Linked DNA regions of Mus musculus: region 2 is linked to region 1. Evidence: chromatin loops called from intact Hi-C (ENCODE). Cell type or tissue: gastrocnemius. All regions are shown on one strand. Links, peaks and the distances in the headings refer to the core of each region. The heading gives the core; the rest is flanking DNA. Region 1 has its middle 6.3 kb from the start of Gm30761. Region 2 holds the start of Med27 (mediator complex subunit 27).

Region 1 (10,162 bases), core at 1,275-9,274:
AACCAATGCCCCTTCTGCCTTTTTTTATTGCACACGCTCGCACACACACAGAGAGAGAGAGAGAGAGAGAGATAAGTAAATAAATAATAAAATGACTCTTTAAAAACAAAACAAAGGCAGCAAAGAAACAAAAACTGGATTGTTGAGGATGTAGTAGAGTTGGCTTCACAGGAGACCAGCGGTCAAGAGCCCCGGTTTGGTTCCCAGCAGACACACTTGGTTTCATCTGTAATTCCTGTCTCAGAGAATACATGCCTGTATGCCTCTTCTGACCTCTGAGGTCACCAGGCATACACATAGTGCATGTATGTGTATATACATGCTGACACCCATACTCCCTAAATGAAATGTATCTTAAAAATACACCAGAGGTTTAATCCTTCAATGTTTGACTTTCATTTCCATTTTATTTATTTTTATTTATTTATTATTTTTCTGTTTTGTTTTTTTCAAGACAGGATCTCATGTAGCACAGGCTGCTCTCAGACTCATTATGTAGCTGTGACTAACCTTGAACTCTGATCCTTCTGCCTTCACCTCTAAAAGGCTAGGATTGCAGGAACGTACTCTGCCACCCTTAGCTTTACTGGGCTTTAGTTTCATTTAATGTTTTGAGGCAGAGTCTTCCTATGTAGCCCAGGCTGACTTTGAAATTCTAACCCTCCAGCCCCAGCTTCACGCGTGTTGAGACCCAGCTGGTATTTTATTTTCTTTGATGCTGCCGCCAATGTTATTTTGTTCCATTTCTCCTTTTTTTCCTAGAATAAGAAGACTAACCATGTTTGTAACAAATTTGATAAACTTACTTATGATTCTAATGCTCTGCAGATTCTATTAGATTTTCAATGTGTACAGTTTTATCATCTGTGAAGACTGAAGACAACTTTATTTTTCTCTCCTAATTCTAATTGCATCAAGGAGGATAGTGGGTTATTAAAAGTGCTGAGGAGAGCGAATCTCGCGCTTCCAGGCTTAGAGCTGGAAGAAGGGTATTTATTTATTTGCTTGTTTATTAATTTTTGAGACAAGGTGTCACCACTCAATCCCGACTGGCCTGGAACTCTCTATATAAGCCAGGCTGGCCTCAAACCCACAAAGATTCTCTGCCTTTGTCTCTAGAATGAGTGCTTAATTAAAAAACGATTTATTTTGTTTTAATTATGTGTCTGTGGCAGTGCCGGCCATGAGTCCGTGAGTGCAGGTTTCTGCAAAGGGCAGAAGAGGATGCTGCACTCCTAGGGCTGGAAGCTGTGAGCTGCCCCACAACAGTGTTTCCCGAGGCGGGCAGTCTCCTTCTCTGGGGTTCCCTAAGGGCTTTCCTTCATGAGTGTATTGCATTTCCAGCAGCAGTCATGTGAGTTGCTCCTCTCCTTTGTTGATTTGCTTTAGAGCAACCGACCTTGCCTCCAGAATCGAGTCCACTTGCTTGCTGGGAGCTTGTGGCTAACATGTCCCTGTCGGGACACTAAGGCCACACCCTTCTGTCTACCGTCTTAGTAGATTTGTGAGAACTTCGGGTTCTTCCAGCAAAGAAACCTGGGTCTGGAGTTATCTTTGTCCCATAACCTTAATTTCTGGGACTTAATTTCTTGGATAACTTGTTTTGGATATTAATTTTGGAGTTTGTGTTACTTTGTCTTTCTCAGTCAATGTTCAAGCAGCCCAGCATGAAGCTCAGGCTCCATCCTTCCATCTCTTAAAACCTTGGTGCTCTGTGGTTGGGGCAGGACCAGAGGACTGGAGGCCGGGAGGACTGGAAGACCGGAGGACTGGAGGCCGGGAGGACCGGAAGACCGGAGGACTGGAGGCCGGGAGGACCGGAAGACCAGAGGAGTGGAGGACTGGAGGACGGGAGGAGGGCCACGTTAGAAATTGCATCTAAACCCTCGCAGTGGCATCTGGGTATGTGCTCGTGTTTGACACCGCTTGCTGTCTTTGCCTCAATCTCATGTCACCCTGAGATGGGACTTTCAAATGCTGTTTGTGCTGGCACATCACAGGGTGCCCCAGGTCCCTGCCCCAACCCCAACAGAAGAAAGTCATTGGCAGATTAATTTCAATGAAGATGAATCAATAATTTATGCTGGTGGTTTTCCTCATGCAGCAAAGTGGCCCATTTTGATATGATCCGACAGGGTCATGCATACCTTGGTTTAATTAAACCCAATACAGAAAATTAAAAGAAGAAAAAAAAATCCTCCCAGCAATTGGCCCCAAAAGCCTCCATCCAACAGATGATGAAGAGGAATAGGGGATCTGGGAGGGGCGTGGGGTTGTAAGCAGAAAGTCCGATTCAGCAGCTGCTTGAGAGGAATATAAATATCGTATTGGCATCTTCTCACTATGTGGCCTTTAAGAGGCCAGGCTGGCTGAGGTGTCAGGTGATGGATTGTCTTCAGGAGGCAGCACCATGTCTAGAAGCTGCTTAGCTCTCCTTGAGGAAGGTGCCACATCCTTAGAGAGAGTATCAGAAGCAACAGGGATTGCTTGTCTCATGGGTCTTCCATGAGCATCAGGGAGACCTTAAATGCGAGACCACAGTCACAGTGAGCCCTCCCAAGTCCTCCCACCAGGCTCTCTGCAACATTAGTTTTCGTCGTCAATCATCCCTCTAGCCAGGGCAACCCAACATTGCAGCCTTTGGGCCTTCTCCCTGTACCCTAGACCACCACAGACACCAAGACATCCGGGATTCCTAAAACACATGGAACCCCATTTGCCATTCTCTTGGTGACCATATTGCTGCAGACCCCAGACTGAAGCTTTTTCTCTGGCTTAGGGAGCTATAGAAACTGAGTCACCAAACACATAAGTGAATGTGCTCACAGTCAGCTATTGGATGGATCACAGGACCCCCAATGGAGGAGCTAGAGAACGTATCCAAGGAGCTAAAGGGATCTGCAACCCTATAGGTGCAACAACATTATGAACTAACCAGTACCCCAGAGCTCGTGTCTCTAGCTGCATATGTATCAAAAGATGGCCTAGTCAGCCATCACTGGAAAGAGAGGCCCATTGGACTTGCAAACTTTATATGCCCCAGTACAGGGGAACACCTGGGCCAAAAAGTGGGAGTGGGTGGGTAGGGGAGTGGGGGGGGAGGGTATGGGGGACTTTTGGGATAGCATTGGAAATGTAATTGAGGAAAATATCTAATAAAAATTAAAATAAATAAATAAATAAATAAATAAAGAACCAGAATAACATTAGAAAAAGAAAGAAAGAAAGAAAGAAAGAAAGAAAGAAAGAAAGAAACTGAGTCACAAAACTGAAGGAGGGAACTCAAGTGAGCAGCTGCCATGATGGAAGAAACTGAGATGAAGACAATTCAGAACCTGTACTTGAAGGATAGAAGGACCTTTAAGTTCGCCTCTGAGCAGTTGCAGAAGCTAAGAAAGTGCTTCGAGACAGACCGTTACCCTAAGGAGGAAACTCTGCAGGCCTTGGCTGAGGAACTCAAACTGCGGAAAGAAGTCATCAGATACTGGTTCTTCAAGCAGCATCAAAGAGAAATGAAGAGGAAGCTGGGGGTTTTTTGGCTTCAAGGCTTGGGGAAGACTCAGATCCTGCTACTCATCAAGAGTGACCACCAGGCAGAAGAAATCCAAGGAGCCCTCTCAAAATGACCCTGGACTCCCCGAAGCATTGGAATCCTTGAAGAGGCTCACAGTCTCCTGGGTACCAAAGCAGAGATGGCATGTCACAGGATCGCTGACTCCCGAGCATATCCAGGGAGTCTGCTCTGTTTGTTAAAGTTTTTCCAAATTCCTTGCTGGGGCAGGGGATGTTGGTTTTTTATGTCTATCCATGGTACATTAATAATAAGCTATTGCTACAAAACAAAAATGACTGCTGTAAACAGAAACAAAAGAAAAAGAAAAAGAAAAAGAAAAAGAAAAAGAAACTGAGTCACAGAATGTGACCTCAGCTGTACTCCAAAGCCCTCTAGGCAATTACTTGATCACAGAACAGGCTAGCATGTCTCTGTTCAGCCATGGACTGCCTAGACTCCCCACCAATCAGAGGTGGCTTGTATGAGGTGCTCCGGGTAAGGTCATGGTGACTAGCAACATTGTAGCCGCTTTAGATTGTGTAGGCAGCTGAAGGGCTCACCTAGGGTTAGCCCCCTAGGAAGACACACTTATATCACTTTCCTGAGCTGCTGCCTCCAACCACTCAGCCTGGATCCTTCACTTCTCCAGCCCTCTGGCCTCCCTGTCTTCCTGTGAAGGACACCACCTGGGCTCCATCACTGGGGTACAGGGTGGTACAGGGCCAGCCTCCATGTTCCATGGGCTCCTTTAGTGCCCTTTAAGGAGCAGAGCCAGGCACTCCTGTTGCTCAGACCTCTCTACCAGTCTTCTCCACTGGCTCTTTGATTCTTTTATTATGCTAAAATATGCATAACTACATAACTTTTGTTGTCTTCAGGGCGTGGTTTGGGTGACTTGAAGCACACAGAGCGCCATCACTGTGCCGCAGTCACTGGCATCCATCTCTAGGACACTTCTTTCTCCCCAGTGCTTCCCACAAACATCAGCCCCTCCTCCCAGCCTCAGCTCTGTTTGAACTTGACTCTCAAAGGTCCCTCGCCTGGATGGACCTGTCGCTTAACCTTTACTCACTGGCTAGTTCTCACTTAGCACAATGTCCACATATGCTCACCGGTGTTGGAGCATATGTCATCACGTCTTTCCTTCTTCTCCAGGGTGAGTGACATTCTACCGTGTAGGTGTCCACTTTTCACCCAGCGATCGATCTGAGGTGAGTGGGTGGGTGGGCACTTCTCCTGGGCTACATTGCTGCTGCCGCTGTGGGGTTGGGGTGTCAAGTCCCTGCATCCTTCTTCAGTCCTTGCTTGCTGCCAAGAATAGCTGCTCATCTTTCCCAGTTCTAGGCTGCGTTCAATTTTTAAGTATTTATTTATTTGTGTGTACATATGTGTGGGGGTGGTGAGTGCATTGGCCACAGCAGGTGAGTGGAGATCAAAAGATGACTGTTGGGAGTCCCGGTCTCTCCTTCTACCATGTGGGGCGGCAAGCACCCACACCCAATGCCTTCCAAAGCATGTGGGTGGGAGGAGATTCAGAGAGCATCTTGTGGAAGCTGGTTGCCTCCTTCCACCATGGGGTGGGGTGGGGGTCCTGGGAATTGAACCCAGGTCATAAGGCTTAGCAGCATCCCAGGAGCCACAGCTGTCTAGGAGCCCTGGTCCTGGATTGCCACCACCCACTTTTAGAGTGTGCCTCCCTACTTCAATTAACAATAAATATGTCCCTTACAGGCACGCCCAGAGGCTTGCATCTGACGGGAGTCCGGAGCCTGCCAGTTGACAACAGTAACTGTGACAGTTGTTTCTGGTTTGTTTTTTATGTACAACTTGGTGTGAAACTTGCTTTTCCTGGGAGCCTGTTGTAACATTCCATTCCATAAATCTTTTTTACTAACTTCTAAAACGTAATGTTTTGTGAAGGATGACTGAGAGCTAGCCTCCCTGGGCCCACTTCCTATGTTCTCTGACTCTCCCCACCCCCGCCCCCAGTCATTCTCTGGCTCGCTCTGGCTCTCTCCTTGGGCCCTTTCTTGGCATGTGCCTTTTCCCCTGGCCCCTTTCTCTAGGCAGGCTCCCACTCTGGGATCTCTCCCTCTGTGAACTGTCCGCCCCCACCCCCATGTTTTTGCTTTGGGCTCTTTTGATGGACAGCCTCACTGCAGCCCCCCACACACCTTTTCTCTGCTATGGCTAGTGCTGTCTCACCACAGATACCTTCCCATTATCTGAGCTATTTCCACCCATCAGTTTTCTCTTTGGTTTTCAGACCCTCTAATCCTTCCACAGGCATCTTTATCTCTGAGGTATGTTTAGGGATGGTCTGCCTCCAGGACACTGAGGTTATCCTAGCTGATACTATTTTAGTTGACAGTGGTGGGTTGATTGGGGGGGGGGCTTTACGTCTGGATTTACTTCTTGTTCTGTGGATCAGTTTGCCAGTCACTCAATGTCCTTGTGGCATTGGCCTCACAACATGTCTGAGTCTGGTGGTGTGGCAGCAGCAGCCTTGAGATCTATTTGGTTCTCATTTCCTTTCTGAATCAGCTTATCAAAGTCTAGGAAAAACCTGGGGCTGGAAAGGCTGCTCAGTGATTAGAGCACTGGCTGCTTTTGTAGAGGACCCAGTTTCCCCCGTACCCACATGGCAGCTCATGATTGGTTTTAACTCCAGCTCCAGGAGACCTGGAGCCCCCTTCTGGCTACTGTTGGTACTGCATGCATACATAAAAATAAAGGTATTTTTCTAAAAAAAGGAAAAACCTATTGACTGTAAAGAGCATATGCAGCCTTCCTGTTCATGAGCATGGTATGCCTCTGCTTTAATTTACATTCATTTCTCCCAGTGACATCGAGTAGCTTTGGGTGTCTACAACTCTTGACACAGTGATACTTACAGTTACCACACAGTGAAGTGTCTCTGGCTCGGCCCATGGCCTCTCCCAGAGGCTGAGGGTAGATGTGTGACTCAGTGAGTAATGGGGAAGTGAGAGTGGTCTGGAGACAGAAGGTGGTGCCAACAGTGTGCACATGCTTAATGCCAAGAAAACATGAGCTAAGGTAAGGTTAATGTGCGTCTTTGCCTGGCAAGGTGGTCTACACCTATAATCCCAGCACTGGGGAGTTAGAGGCAGGAAAGCAGGAGCTCAGGGCCAGCCTGGGCTACATGAGATCTCATCTGAGAAAAGCAAACAAGTTTGATGTTGTGTTTGATGTTGTATGCTCTTCCCACACTCGCTAACTCTGGGAGGCTGTCTCTGCTCGTGCTGCCGTGGGCCTAGAAAACAGGCTATGAGCTGATCTCTGAATGCAGGGACTGGGGGATGAAGCTTTTCACGTTTATTTTGCCTTTTTGTTTTTGTACAGTTTGTTTGTTTGCTTGTTTGTTTGTTTGTTTGTGGCAGGGCCTCACTACATAGCCCTGACTGGCCTGAAATTTAAAATGCTGCCAGGCTGGGTGTAACTCACGGTCCCTTGCTGCTTCACTCTTTCTATCTCCTGAGTTCGGGGATTAAAGGTGCCCACAACTATGCCCAGCCTTCTGGCCTTTTCTTTTCTATTTTCCTTCTTTTCTTAAGGTTTATTTTCATTTGTGTGGGGGTGTGGGGATGTATATGCAACAGCTGTCCACGGAGGCCAGAAGAGAGTCTCAGGTCCCCTGCAGCTGCAGTCATAGGCAGTTGTGATCTACCTGGGTGCTGGGAACTGAACTGTGGTCCTCCGTAAGAGCAGCAACGATTCTTAACCACGGCTCATCACTCCAGCCCCTCTGAAAGAGAAGCTGAAAGCTGAAAGCTTCTCTGTGTTTCTCTGCTTTCGTGTGTGTGTGTGTGTGTGTGTGTGTGTGTGTGTGTGTTTGTGTGTGTGTGTGTATGTGTGTGTGTGTGTGTTTAGGGAGCTTGAAACACACACACACTTCTTCCCCTCAAGACAGGGTTTCTCTGTATAGTCCTGGTTGTCCTGGGATCCACTCTGTAAACCAGGCTGGCCTTGAACTCAGAGATCTGCCCCCATGCCCAACTCAGACATGCATAATATTGAAAAAAAAAAAAACCTTAAATACAGAAAAGTGAGGAGAACAATAAAACATTGATGTATGTATTACTTTTGCAGCTTCAAAAAAAATCTATACTATGAGAAAAAAAATCAATGTTCTCAACCAAAACAAAAATGAAAAAAAGGAACAACGTAATTATTTGAAAAATACCCCTGGCTAAGCTTCAGTCAGAAAGTCAGGGGCAGAGTCGGGTTCCCCCTCCCCCACCCTCCCAGCACCTGTCCCTAGCCAGACAGTGGCTAGTGGGGCCACTTTAGGAAGACTGGATGGATCTTCGATCAGCCTTGACCCCCAACCCTGAGTCCATTACAGGCAGACACTACTCTTTTAAATCTATAGGATGGGCACTGTCCTGCATCCTACAGTTCCTTGTATTTGGGAAGCCAAGAGTTCAAAGCCAGCTTGAGCAATGTAGCAAGACTCCAGAAGGAAAAAAAAGCAACAGCAACAACAAAAACTGGAGGAGAGAGAAGGAAGGGAAAGGAGGCGGTTCTGGGCGGTTCTGGGCAGTTCTACTCTTGCTGGTTTTGGGAGCCTGATCTCCACGTACTAAGTCATCATGTCTAAACAGCATCTCAAACAAGTATCAAATGCGTTTTTGTGCTTCTTATTAGTTTGGATCCTGCTCCATGCTTCAGCCAAAGTCTGTAGTTCTAAGGCCCTGCCTAAGGCTACACCCCAAGACAGGGAACCCTCATCCCTGGAGAGCCAAGCAGGATGGGGACACGCAACCCAAGTATTGACTCTGATACACAAACCAGGGCTCAACCGCACATGGAGCAAAGAGTGAAGCACTTTTTCTGGGGCGTCTCGACCTTGTATTCTCTCTCTCTCTCTCTCTCTCTCTCTCTCTCTCTCTCTCTCTCTCTCTGTGTGTGTGTGTGTGTGTGTGTGTGTGTGTGTGTGTGTGTGTGTGTGTGTGTATTTGTGTCTCTGTCTCTCTGTCTTTCTCTGTCTCTGTCTCTATCAGTCTGTCTGCCTCCCCCACCCGTGTGTGCGTGTGTGTGTGTGTGTGTGTGTGTGTGTGTGTGTGTGTGTGTGCGTGCATGTGTGTTGCATGCCTGTATGAAGGCATATATGTTCCTGAGCAGGCAGCGTGAAGAGGCCAGGGTTGCACTGGCATGCCTTCCTTAACTAGTCTCTACCTTATTTTAGACTTTGTTTTTACAGGGGTGCACGAGTGTATGCCCTAGTGCATGTGTAGAGGTCAGAGGAGAACTTGTGGGAGCCGGTCCTTTCTGTCACCATATGGCTCCTGGGGATGGACGCCAGTCATCAGGCATGGCCCCAACTGTCCTCACCTGCTGAGCCATCCTGCCAACCTTTGTTTTTTTTTTTTTTTTTTTTTTTTTTTAAAGATTTATTTATTATTATACATGAATACACTGTAGCTGTCTTCAGACGCACCAGAAGAGGGTGTCAGATCTCATTATGGGTGGTTGTGAGCCACCATGTGGTTGCTGGGATTTGAACTCAGGACCTTCGGAAGAGCAGTCAGTGCTCTTATCCACTGAGCCATCTTGCCAGCCCCAACCTTTGTTTTTTGAGACAAAGTCTTTCATTAACCACCACTAGCTGGCCATCGAGCCCCAGGATCCATCAGTCTCCACCCCACCCTCAGCACTAAAGCTACAGATTTTTACCCCACAAGCTTCGCTTATTGCTTATTCATGGTTGCTGGGAATCCAAACTCATGTCCTCCTGCTGCCTAGCACTTCACCCACTGGGCCATTTCGCCAGCCTATAACCTTGGTCTTATTGGAGGGGAGTAGGGTGCCGGCTGCAGAGCCAACCACATGCTCCAGGGATCCCTGCTAGCTGTGTGTGCTGAGGTGGCCTGAGAGGTCCCTTGGCGACCCACTGGGAGGAGATGATAGGTTAATGTCCTCGCCCATCTGAGTCATCACCTCTCTTCAGGGGCCGAATTCTCCAATCCCTGGGGCCTCCTTTGCTCCCCCACACCTTCTCGGTAGCAACAAGACAGGGCATGGACACTCGAAGGACGCATATGCCACATCCCTCCCTCCAGCTCAGCTTCGCCCATACTGTGGCAAAGATCTGCTCAGAATTCACAGCTGCTGGGGGGCTCATGAATTATGCACAGTCCCAGATCAACCCATCAGCTACTGTCAGGGAGGAATCAAAGGCCCTGTGATGGGTGACAGCCTTCTGTGGCACCTAGAACCCTTTGCAAGAGTCCTGATGTCACCAGATCCTGTAGTTCTCCGATCTCTACCCCTCCCAGATGGCCCTCTCTCTGTTTCAATGCCAGGTGCGGGTCTGATGGACTGGAAGGGGACCTCAACAACAAAAAGCCTGGCCCATGTTTTCTGAGTTCGTTCCGAAATGCTCAGGCTGAATAATTGATGGCAGCACTATATTTGTGAGGGAAATGTCACCTTGGGTATAGCTACAGCATCGAAGCTTCCTTTGGTCAAGTCACACTTGGTAGTGGATTCTTGTAATCCCAGGGTGGGGGTGGTAGGGTAGAAGCAGTAAGATCAGGTGTTCAGGGTCAGCCTCAACTACATAGAGAGTTCAAGGACAGACTTGGC
Region 2 (10,162 bases), core at 2,163-10,162, 210 kb before region 1:
CAGGCTGGCCTCAAAATTAAGGTGATCTTCTTGCCTCGGTTTCCAAGATCTAAAAAAATTTACCTGCCTATATAGCCATTAAAGCTCAGGGTTGTTTTATGGAAATTAGTTTTAAGATAACAACCCAATTCCAGCACTTGGGAGGAAGAGGCAGGCAGAGTTCTGTGAGTTCAAGGCCAGCAAGGGTCATAGTGAGTCATGTTCTCAAATAGACAAAAACAAAAGCAAACTAAGTAAAAACTTATCAGTGGCACACGCCTTTAATCCCAGCACTCGGGAGGCAGAGGCAGGAGGATTTCTGAGTTCGAGGCCAGCCTGGTCTACAGAGTGAGTTCCAGGACAGCCATGGCTACACAAAGAAACCTCGTTTCAAAAAACAAAAAAACAAAACAAAACAAAAACAAAAAACCTAATCAGAGGTTAGGAAGGAGAAAAATCTACAGCCTGAAATTATTATTTTTTTATTTATATGTATGTGACATATGCATGTGTGTGGTGTTTGTAAACATACATGTGTTGGGTATTCATCTATGAATCTGTTGATCGGCTAGCAGCCAGCTGGTCTCAGTTATTCTCCTATCTCTAACCCCACAGCCCTGGTGTTAGAGGCTCGTGTGTGTCCTTTTTTCCTCTGGCCCCAGGGATTTAAACTCAGGTTGGAATGGCTGCACAGCCAGTACTCTTAGCCACTGAGCCATCTCTCCAGTGGATGTCCTTACAGCCCCAACTCCTGCCTTAAGCAAAGCTGTAATTAGCAGCACTGTGAAGGTGAGGTTGATGCCTAGAAATGAAAACTACAGTTGAAGCCCAAGTCAACGGAATGCTTTTCCTTCGCAGCACCGTGAATGTGTTCAAGGAGCACTTGAGTGTTGTCTCAGGCAAAACAACACTGGGAAACAGATTTTTGTGTAGAATTTATCTTTTAAAAAGTTAGCCTATTTTTATTTTATGTGTATAAGTGTTTTATGTGTGCACATCACATGTGTGCCTGCTGCACATGGAGGATAGAAGAGGTCGTTGGATCCTGTGAAATTGGAGTTACAGGTGGCTGTGATCAGTCACATGGCTTCTGGGAGCCAAACCTGGGTCCTCTGTAAGAGCAGCCAGTGCTCTTAACATTGCAGCTGTCTCTCCAGTCCCCAGAATCTACCCTTAAACTTTCAGAACCAATGGATTAAAGTTGAGATGCTACAGTCAGGCTGAGGAGAAGGTGGGAATTATTAGGCACACACACCATTCTGTCAGCATAGCCTGGCAGAAAGGAAGAGTTTGCTTGCCTTCTGGACTGTGATTTTACTTTCCCTGCCCTAAAATCATGAAGCCACCTAAAATAATGGGTAGTGACATCATTTCTAACTTACAATTCATATATATATATATACACACATACATACATACATACATATATATATGTGTGTATATATATATATATACATATATATATACATATATATATATATATATATATATACATATATATATATATATATATATATATATATATATATATATGAATTGTCATGTGGCAGGACTGCTGCCCAACACCTTGGTACATTTGCTTGTCTTCCTCTCTCCAAATAAGCATCCCCGTGGTATTTCCTTTCTTATATCGACACAGTGACGGTCTTTTTCACATAGTATAGATGTATTCCCCCAAACAAGGGGATCTTCTTCTGTAATCACAGCATGATGAATAATGCCATGGAATTGTCATGGGCAAAATGCTCACAACTAATTTACAGACCTTTCTCAGACTTCCGCAGCTGTGTCAGTCCGACGAGCCTAGGGACAGCATTGCGCTCTGTTGTCAGATCCTGAAAGCAACCCCTGGCCTGGAGCAGCTTCTCTGCCTTCATGAGCTCTTGTTAACACAATATTATTATTCTGTTCAAAACTCCAACAGGTCAATTATTCTGTTGCATGCATTTCAGTTTGAGGTTAGTTTTCAGTTTAGGTTCTTATTAAATTCAAGGTTTGCATTCTTGGGAGGGGTAGTGGGAGCAGGAACCGAACAGAAGTCTCAGTGTCTCCTTTCAGTACATAGTGTCTGGAAGAACACAGTGTGTTCTGTCCCCAGTAACACTGATCCTGACCCCTCAGGTAAGCTAGTGTCTGTAAAGTCTAGTCTATTTTCTCCCCATTTAAAAAATGTATTACTGGGGGCTGGAGAGATGGCTCAGCAGTTAAGCTCACTCTTCCAGAGGTCCTGAGTTCAATTCCCAGAGACCACATGGTGGCTCACAACCATCTGTAATGGGACCTGACGCCCTCTTCTGGTGTGTCTGAAGACAGCTACAGTGTACTAGTATACATTAAATAATAAATAAATAAATAAATAAATAAATAAATAAATAAATAAATCATTTTAAATGCATCATCATCATCACCACCACCACACTATTATTATTGCATGGTATGGATGTTTGTGTTTATGTCAGGGGACAACTTGTGGAAATTGGTACTGCTTTTCTACTATGTTTGGCTTGGAGACTGAATCCAGGCTGTCTTTACCTGCTAAGCAATCTTTTATATTACTAAGCTTTAAAAAAGATGTTCTGAGATTTTTTTTTAAGTTTTAAATTTTATTTAATTATTTAAAAAATCTTTATGTGTGTGTGTGTGTATTTTTTTTTTCTGCTTGCATCTTTGTGTATGCATCATGGTGTGTTGGATGCCCAAACAGATCAGACCTCCTGGAACTGGAGTTACAGATAACTGGTTGTGAGCCACTGAGTGGGTTCCAGGAACCTAATTCAGGCCCTTTGCAAGAGCAACAAGTGCCCCTACCTGCTGAGCCAGCTTTCTAGTCTCTGGTTTGTTCCTTTGTATCGTACACACCTGGTTCTGTGGCATTCTGTCTGTTACAGTGCTGTGTAACCATTCATTTACATTGCTCTGTAAGCGTTTCCATCTGCCATCCACAGAGACTTTTCCAAGTCCACTTTCTTTAATGTTCCTGAGATGACAGGCTAAACTCTTCTTTCCCTGAAGCTTCCCCATAACCAATTCAGGTCCTGGGACTGGAGACTGAATCCAGAGCCTCACATATATCAGACAAACAGTCTACCACTGAGCTACATCCTTAGGTACAGCTGGTTCTTTTTGTTGCTCCTAGAAACCCCAGAAGGGCTCATCTTCCTGATTGATATGACGACACAATGAAGGTCAGCATCATGAACTCCTTCTTGCTCCTCTATCTTCTCTGTTCCAAACTGTGTGTCCATAGTAGACACGGCCGAAAAATAAGTAAGATGCCTTAAACTGCAGCACCAGATTTGGGAAATATTTTGTTTACACCCCAAACTCTCTTCTTTCTACAGTGTCTATGCTAGAAGTCTTTTCTTTAGATGTGTGAACTTTACTGGAAACCAGCCCCTGGAAGCTACAATTTCACATTCTCACCATTCGATTTTGACTGCTTCTATACTTCATAAAAACAGAATCTTAGGATATTTGTCTTTTTGTGTGTGACAGTTTTGCTTCCTATAGTTTTTTGTTCCAGTTTCATCTGTGAAATTGTCACTGGCAAATGTGTGCCGTCCCTCTTCATTTTATTTTATTTGTACGGGTATTTTGCTTACAAGCACACTTGTACACCACGTGTGTGCTGTGATCTTGAAGGCCAGAGTAGGGCAAGAGATCCCTTTGGACTGCAATTACAGCTGATTGTGAGCTGCCATGTGGATTCTGGGAACCAAACCCACACCCTCTATAAGAGCTGCCAGTGCACTTAGTCACTAAGCCTCTGCCCAGCCCCCAAACATGTCTTTTTTTTTTCTTTTGGTATAGCACCCATGCTGCACCTATGCTGACTTTTAAGTCCTAGACTTCTGATTTACTCTCAAGTTCTGGGGTTACAGGTCTTTATCATCACGCCTAAACAATAAAATGATTCATGAATCTGCAGATGTTATTAGGATGTTATCTGATTGGCATGTGTCAGAATTTCCCTCTTAGGAAAAAAGGTAATGTTAAACCTGAGAATCTAGAGGAGAAAAGACCAAATCCACTGTTGTCCAACTAAAGTAATCTATTTGGGGGTGAATCTAGAGTGGCTAGCCAGCTGACTCACCCCAAGTCAGGATTTGGGAGAGCAGCCTGTAGTGGCTATTCCTGGTTGTCAACTTGACTATATTTGGAATGAACTACAATCCAGAATTGGAAAGGCTCACCAGTGACCCTTATCTGGAGGCTTGGAGATCCTTATCTGGATCTTGGTATGGAGATCTTGAGCCATAGTGGCTATGGATTCCAGAAGATTGAATCTTGGAGTTTAAGGAACACACCTTTAATCTGGGCTACACCTTCTGCTGGAGACAATATAAGGACATTGGAAGAAGGGAGTCTAGCTCTAGCTCTTGCTCCTTCGCCTGCTTGCTGTGTGAGACTGAGTAACTGCTAGATCCTTGGACTTCCATTCACAGCTGCGACTGAACAATTGTTGGGAATTGGGCTGCCGACTGTAAGTCATCAATAAATTCCTTCACTATCTAGAGACTGTCCATAAGTTCTGTGACTCTAGAGAACCCTGACTAATACACAGCCCCTTGAGGTCCTTTTTATAGGAGAGTGCTCACACAGACGACTGTTAGAAAGATGCAATGAAAGGGAGGAACAAGGGGAGGGATGCTCATCTAGTGAATGTGGTCACGAGTTTAGTGTAGAGGTTGAAAACGTGTTTTGCAGCTTACCTAAAGAACAAGAACTTGGCAGGGCAGTGGTGGCACACGCCTTTAATCCCAGCACTTGGGAGGCAGAGGCAGGTGGATTTCTGAGTTCAAGGCCAGCCTGGTCTACAGAGTGAGTTCCAGGGCAGTCAGGGCTACACAGAGGAACCCTGTCTCGAAAAACCAAACAAAAACAAACCAAACAAAAAGAACAAGAACTTATTCTTTTTTTTTTCTTTTAAGATTTATTTTTATTTTATGTATGTGAGTACACTGTAGCTGACTTCAGATGCACCAGAAGAGGGCATCTGATCCCACTGCAGATGGTTGTGAGCCACCATGTGGTTGCTGGGAATTGAACTTAGGACCTCTGAAAGAGCAGTCAGTGCTCTTAATCGTTGAGCCATCTCTCTAGTCCCAGGAACTTATTCTTAATTACAAATAAAAACCCTAACTTGCAAGGACTTAACATGAGGCAAATAGAACTTATTCTTTAATTACAAACAGAAACTTTAGCCTGCACAGGACAGAGGAACTTATTCTTAACTGTCTTAACTGCAAACAGATCCCCTAAGCTGCAAGGTCTATTTTCCCTGTTTTGATCTTCCATTAACTTGAAAGGTATATTGTCCATTTTGATGTCACAGTATATATCAATTTGTATCATATATAATCACATTTTGCTTATTTGCTTATACGTTGGTAGATATCTGGCTCCTTTCACACTTGACTATAGTGAATGAGGTTGCGGTGGATATGGAAGTACAAACATCTCATTTAGACACTGCTTTCAATTCTTTTGGACACATACCATAATTTCTATTATTATTATTATTGTTAATTTACTTTTTGGACACAGGTCCTCATGTAGCCCAAATGTTTTCTATTTCCTTTTAAGTTTCATAAAGAAAAACGTTTTGAAACTATATAGAATACCTTGCTGTTTCGAAAAAACATCAATTGATTCATACCTTAACCAATTATTTAGGCTGCCAAGTGGCAGTTTTCTTGTATCACTCTGCCTTCATTTATGTGTTGGCATTTTACTACAGGTAAGAGAGTTCTTCCCCTTTATTTATGAATATGGACTCATTCATGTACTCTGGGGACATTTTATTGTTTTGAGAAATTCCTATGTGACTGTTCAAATTTTGGAGATACACAGTGGGCTTCTGCATTTCTTTGTCATTCACTATTAAGCAAAAGGAGAGGACAAAATGACTTCCCTAGATGGAGATCATAACTTGTGGTCAACTCTCTCATTCAGTCAGACTGGCGCTGTTTTTCCAAGTTCGCTAGAGCTTCCTGGATGGGAGCCACGTCGCAAACTACACATCCCAATACCCTCCTAGGACAACGTCATCACGAAGCGCCGCGCGCCGCTCAGGCTGTGGACTCTGGAAAGCCGGCTGTGACAGCTGCAACATGGCGGACGTGCTGAGCGTTGGTGTGAACCTGGAGGCCTTTTCGCAGGCTATTAGCGCCATCCAGGCGCTACGCTCTAGCGTGAGTAGGGTCTTCGACTGCCTTAAGGATGGCATGCGCAACAAAGAGACGCTGGAGGGCCGCGAGAAGGCCTTCATCGCGAACTTCCAGGACAACTTGCATTCCGTCAACCGGGACCTCAAGTAGGTACTGGCTGAAAGGATCGGGGTTGAGGACCCTTCTGGCACCTGTCCCGCCCGGATCCCGCGCCAGTCTGCCCAGTCACGGGCCTCTCTCCTTTATTCACAGTCCGCTGTCACTTTCGCTCATCTCCCGGTCCTAGTCAGCCTCTCAGGGACTCCTTGTCTCCCGTCCCGTTACCTAGTATTCATTCTGTTGGCCATTTCGTCCTGGTTGTCATCTGTGGTCCTCGGTTCCCGCTGTAGTGGTCCTATCTGATGAGGAAACCTCTTCTCAGGAACTTCCACCTCGTCGATCTTATCAGACCTTTTCCTTGGGCTCCATCACATCGGGCCAGTCTCCCCATCAACACTGTCCCAGGCCCAATTACGTACCTCTCGATCCGATGAGCTCCAGTTCCCATCCTCAGAGCCTAGAATTCATCAGTTCCACCTCACCTCATTCTCAGACTACCTCCGTTACCTTTGCCTCTTTCCATTTCCCCTCCGAAGCCACCTGCTCCTCACTGCCAGTCACCATCATTCCTTTTGTTTAGCTCTTTTCTCGAGAGATACAGTCTTACATCTATTAGGATGTTTAAGAGGAAGAATTTATTTAGGTTCAGTTTCAGAGGACTCAGTTCACTACAACGGGAAAGGAATGTTTGAGCAGGTTAACCCCTAATAATTGGGGATTACATATTTCCCTCACGGGACTCCTTTTACATCATTAGTGTATTAAGAGTTTGCTGAGAAGACATTACTCAGATGCCATGCATAGAAGGCACTTTGGATTTTGAGACAGGGATTCTCAGGGTAACAGTCTTGGTTGTCCTGGAATTCAATTTGTAGACCAGGATGGCCTCAAACTCACAAGAGATCCTCCTGCCTCTGCCTCTCTGGATTAATCTGCTGGGATTAAAGGTGTGTGCCACCACACACAGTTTAGTAGGCATGTCTTCTGTGCCTGAACTTGTGTTTTCTTCCTGTCTTAGAAATTAGAATGGAAGGACTTGAGGTCTCCCCCCCCCCCCCAGACAGGGTTTCTCTGTATAGCCCTGGCTGTCCTGGAACTCACTCTGTAGACCAGGCTGGCCTCAAACTCAGAAATCTGCCTGCCTCTGCCTCCGGAGTGCTGGGATTAAAGGCGTGCACCACCACGCCCGGCTTGGATTTGAGCTTTTTACTTCTGAAATTGAGCATTTGGTGATCTGGTCAGGTTGGGTTTCCTCTCTTCCACCTCATGTTCCTCTATAGTGCCTGGTTCCAGCTCCGTGCCTTCTGTGTGTCAGGCAGGCAAACCCCCAGGACTCCCTCCACCCATCAACTAGTCAAGTAGGATGGAGGAGGAAGTAGTGAAGTGTTGTGTGCCTTTCCTCCCCGTATTCCACTCCCTCCTTAAACTACACACATACCTGTTCTGTCAGCTTGACAATGGCATGCCCTACCCCCACTCCATTGACTCCCCCGAGGGAGGCTTTTTTCCCCCCCTAAGACAGAGTTTCTTTTTAGATCAGGCTGACTGACCTCAAACTCACAGAGACCCCCCCTGCTTCTACCTCCCAGGTGCTGGTGGGATTAAAGAAGTGTGTCATCTCTGCCCTGCTTTCTAATGGGATGTCACAGCCTTTTATCACTTTAGAAACTTTAGTAATGTTGATATTTCTTTGACTTATTAAATGTACAGTAGTGCCAAGAAGGTGGCTGAAGATTTGAGGTTGGATGCAGCATGGGAGTGGTTAGCAGTGTCCTGCTGGCTGCTGGGAACTGGCTCCCCAGAATTCGTGATTTCACCGTTCGCCCACTTTCCCAAGTGTCTCCCTAGTTTTCTTGCTAGACTGAAGTGAGCTTGTTTGACACAGCCCCCTTGATGGTGTTTATTTTATGTCTTCTTTGTTTTGCTAAGCTTTGCCATCTGTGAAGCACTGTGCACAAATCTGAAATGTGAAATGATAAATAATCATGATTTATTCAGGTACTTGCTGCTTTGCCAAATGGAGTGATCTGCATGTGGGTCCGAAAAAAATCCTGAATGGGAGGCAGTGTTAGACTCTACTGCAAGGTCCTAAACATCTTCTGCTGTGGATGAATCAGAGTTGTTACATCCCAGTTTTTAGGGAACCTACAGCTTCCTTTGCAAAGGAACCTTATGCCCTTAGGTTTGTTTTGCCTCTGGAATGGCATGAGAGGGCTAACCAGGGCTACACAGAGAAACAAAATATAGCCGTCTCTTGCCATTCCTGAGGGAAAACAAACCTAAGGGCACAAAGAAGCTCTAAGGTTTTTAAATATTGGGGTGTAACAACTCAGATTCATCCACAGCAGGAAATGTTTATTTTGTCTCACTGTGTAGCCCTGGAACTCCCTATGTAGACCAGGCTGGCCTCAAATTCACTTTGATATATCACACTTGCCTCCCCAGTGCTGGGATTAAAGGTGTGGGCTACCATGACTGGTTTGGACAGGCATGTTTGAGATTAGAACGCCTCAGTTAGGCGTTCTCTTGTTTGTCCCTAGGTTTTTGTTTTGTTTTGTTCTGTTTTACCTTTGCAAAACTCTTCTCGAAAGATGTCCGAACCGGGCGTGGTGGCGCACACCTTTAATCCCAGCACTCGGGTGGCAGAGGCAGGCGGATTTCTGAGTTCGAGGCCAGCCTGGTCTACAGAGTGAGTTCTAGGACAGCCAGGGCTACACAGAGAAACCCTATCTCGAAAACCAGAAAAAAAAAAAAAAGGAAAAAAGAAAAAAGAAAAAAAGATGTGTGATGGTCTTGAGGGAGTGAAGTGGACTCGGGTTTATGTAGCTTCTCTTTTTACTTTCAGTGAACTGGAACGTTTGAGCAACCTGGTAGGCAAGCCGTCTGAGAACCACCCTCTTCATAACAGTGGGCTGCTAAGCCTGGATCCTGTGCAGGACAAAACCCCACTCTACAGCCAGCTTCTGCAAGCATACAAATGGTCCAACAAGGTAAGGGGCTGCTGCAGATGGAGCTGACCCACCAAAACCCAGTGTTTCTCCCAGAACTGCAAAGAGCATGAGAGGAAGTTTTCTTTTGCATCTGCATGGGCCATAGAGTTGGAATTCTAGGCTTTCCTGTAAGTGATAGGGAATCCTAGATCATGTATACCTAGCCTGGAGATTGGGTGGTTCTATAAGAGCGGCTTAAAGAACCCTGGATGGTGCATACAATGTGCTGCAGTGTGCTGTGGTGTGTGCGGTTTCGCCTGAGGAAGGTGCAACTGTTCTAGCTTCTCTTGCTTAGCAGGAGGTCCTGACTCCTACAGTTCACAGACTGGCGATGGAAAGGCTTAGCTGCTCACATCGTTTATGGTCTTGTGTTGTCATGCTGGGAGAGTATCTGGAGAGTGCTATGGGTTAGATTATGCTCCACTTTCTCCTGAATCCATATGCTACAGAGTGTGGTTTTATGGTGTGTTGTGTGGGCAGGTCCATGGCGTAGCTCTCAGGAAAGTTGGAAAAGGAGAACTGAGCAATAGTGTGAATCACAGCAACCACTGGGCTTGCAAACCTGGAAGCGGTGTGTTTACCTGAGTCCTTTTTGTCTGTGTGCTGTGTGTTGTGAGCTTGCCTGCTGACGGGAACTGGCACGTTTTGGGAACAGGTTTAGAAGCCTTTCTCGGTAGCTGCTGAGACCTGCTCTTGTTTGTGAACTGCTACAACCCCCCTCCCCCCATCCACCCTTCACCCTCTGCCCTGGTTCTCTCCCTCTCATCTGTTTTGGTGACAGATGAGCCTTGATAGATTTTATGGGATTTTTTTTCTTTGAATTTCTGTAGTAGGCTTATTTTAGTATTCTTTGGTTTGAAGCAAGTTGGAGATTCAGAAAGATGATTGTCCCTGGGGGAACTAAAAGAACTTGGACTCTGAATA

The links. Peaks named below come from ENCODE experiments on the same cell type or tissue, not always from the same donor. Only the 100,000 strongest peaks of a DNase experiment are listed, where the experiment ranks them.
Region 2: a loop joins it to region 1, with 2.1 times the contacts of the local background. A loop is called at or near these places in 4 of 42 quality-filtered maps.

The regions. Positions count from the first base shown.
Region 1 is chr2:29,547,927-29,558,088 of GRCm38, forward strand. No RefSeq gene overlaps it. Among named protein-coding and RNA genes, the nearest start is that of Gm30761, 6.3 kb to the left of the region's middle. In gastrocnemius, for the core only: a CTCF peak has its summit at 6,258 (motif pointing left); a DNase peak (open chromatin) is centred at 6,235.
Region 2 is chr2:29,340,753-29,350,914 of GRCm38, forward strand. Med27 (mediator complex subunit 27) reads left to right here and starts at 6,058. Exons shown (of 8, transcript NM_026896.5): 1 at 6,058-6,295; 2 at 9,094-9,238. The coding sequence starts at 6,093. In gastrocnemius, for the core only: a CTCF peak has its summit at 5,959; DNase peaks (open chromatin) are centred at 6,035 and 6,312; H3K4me3 peaks cover 1,448 bases; H3K27ac peaks cover 950 bases.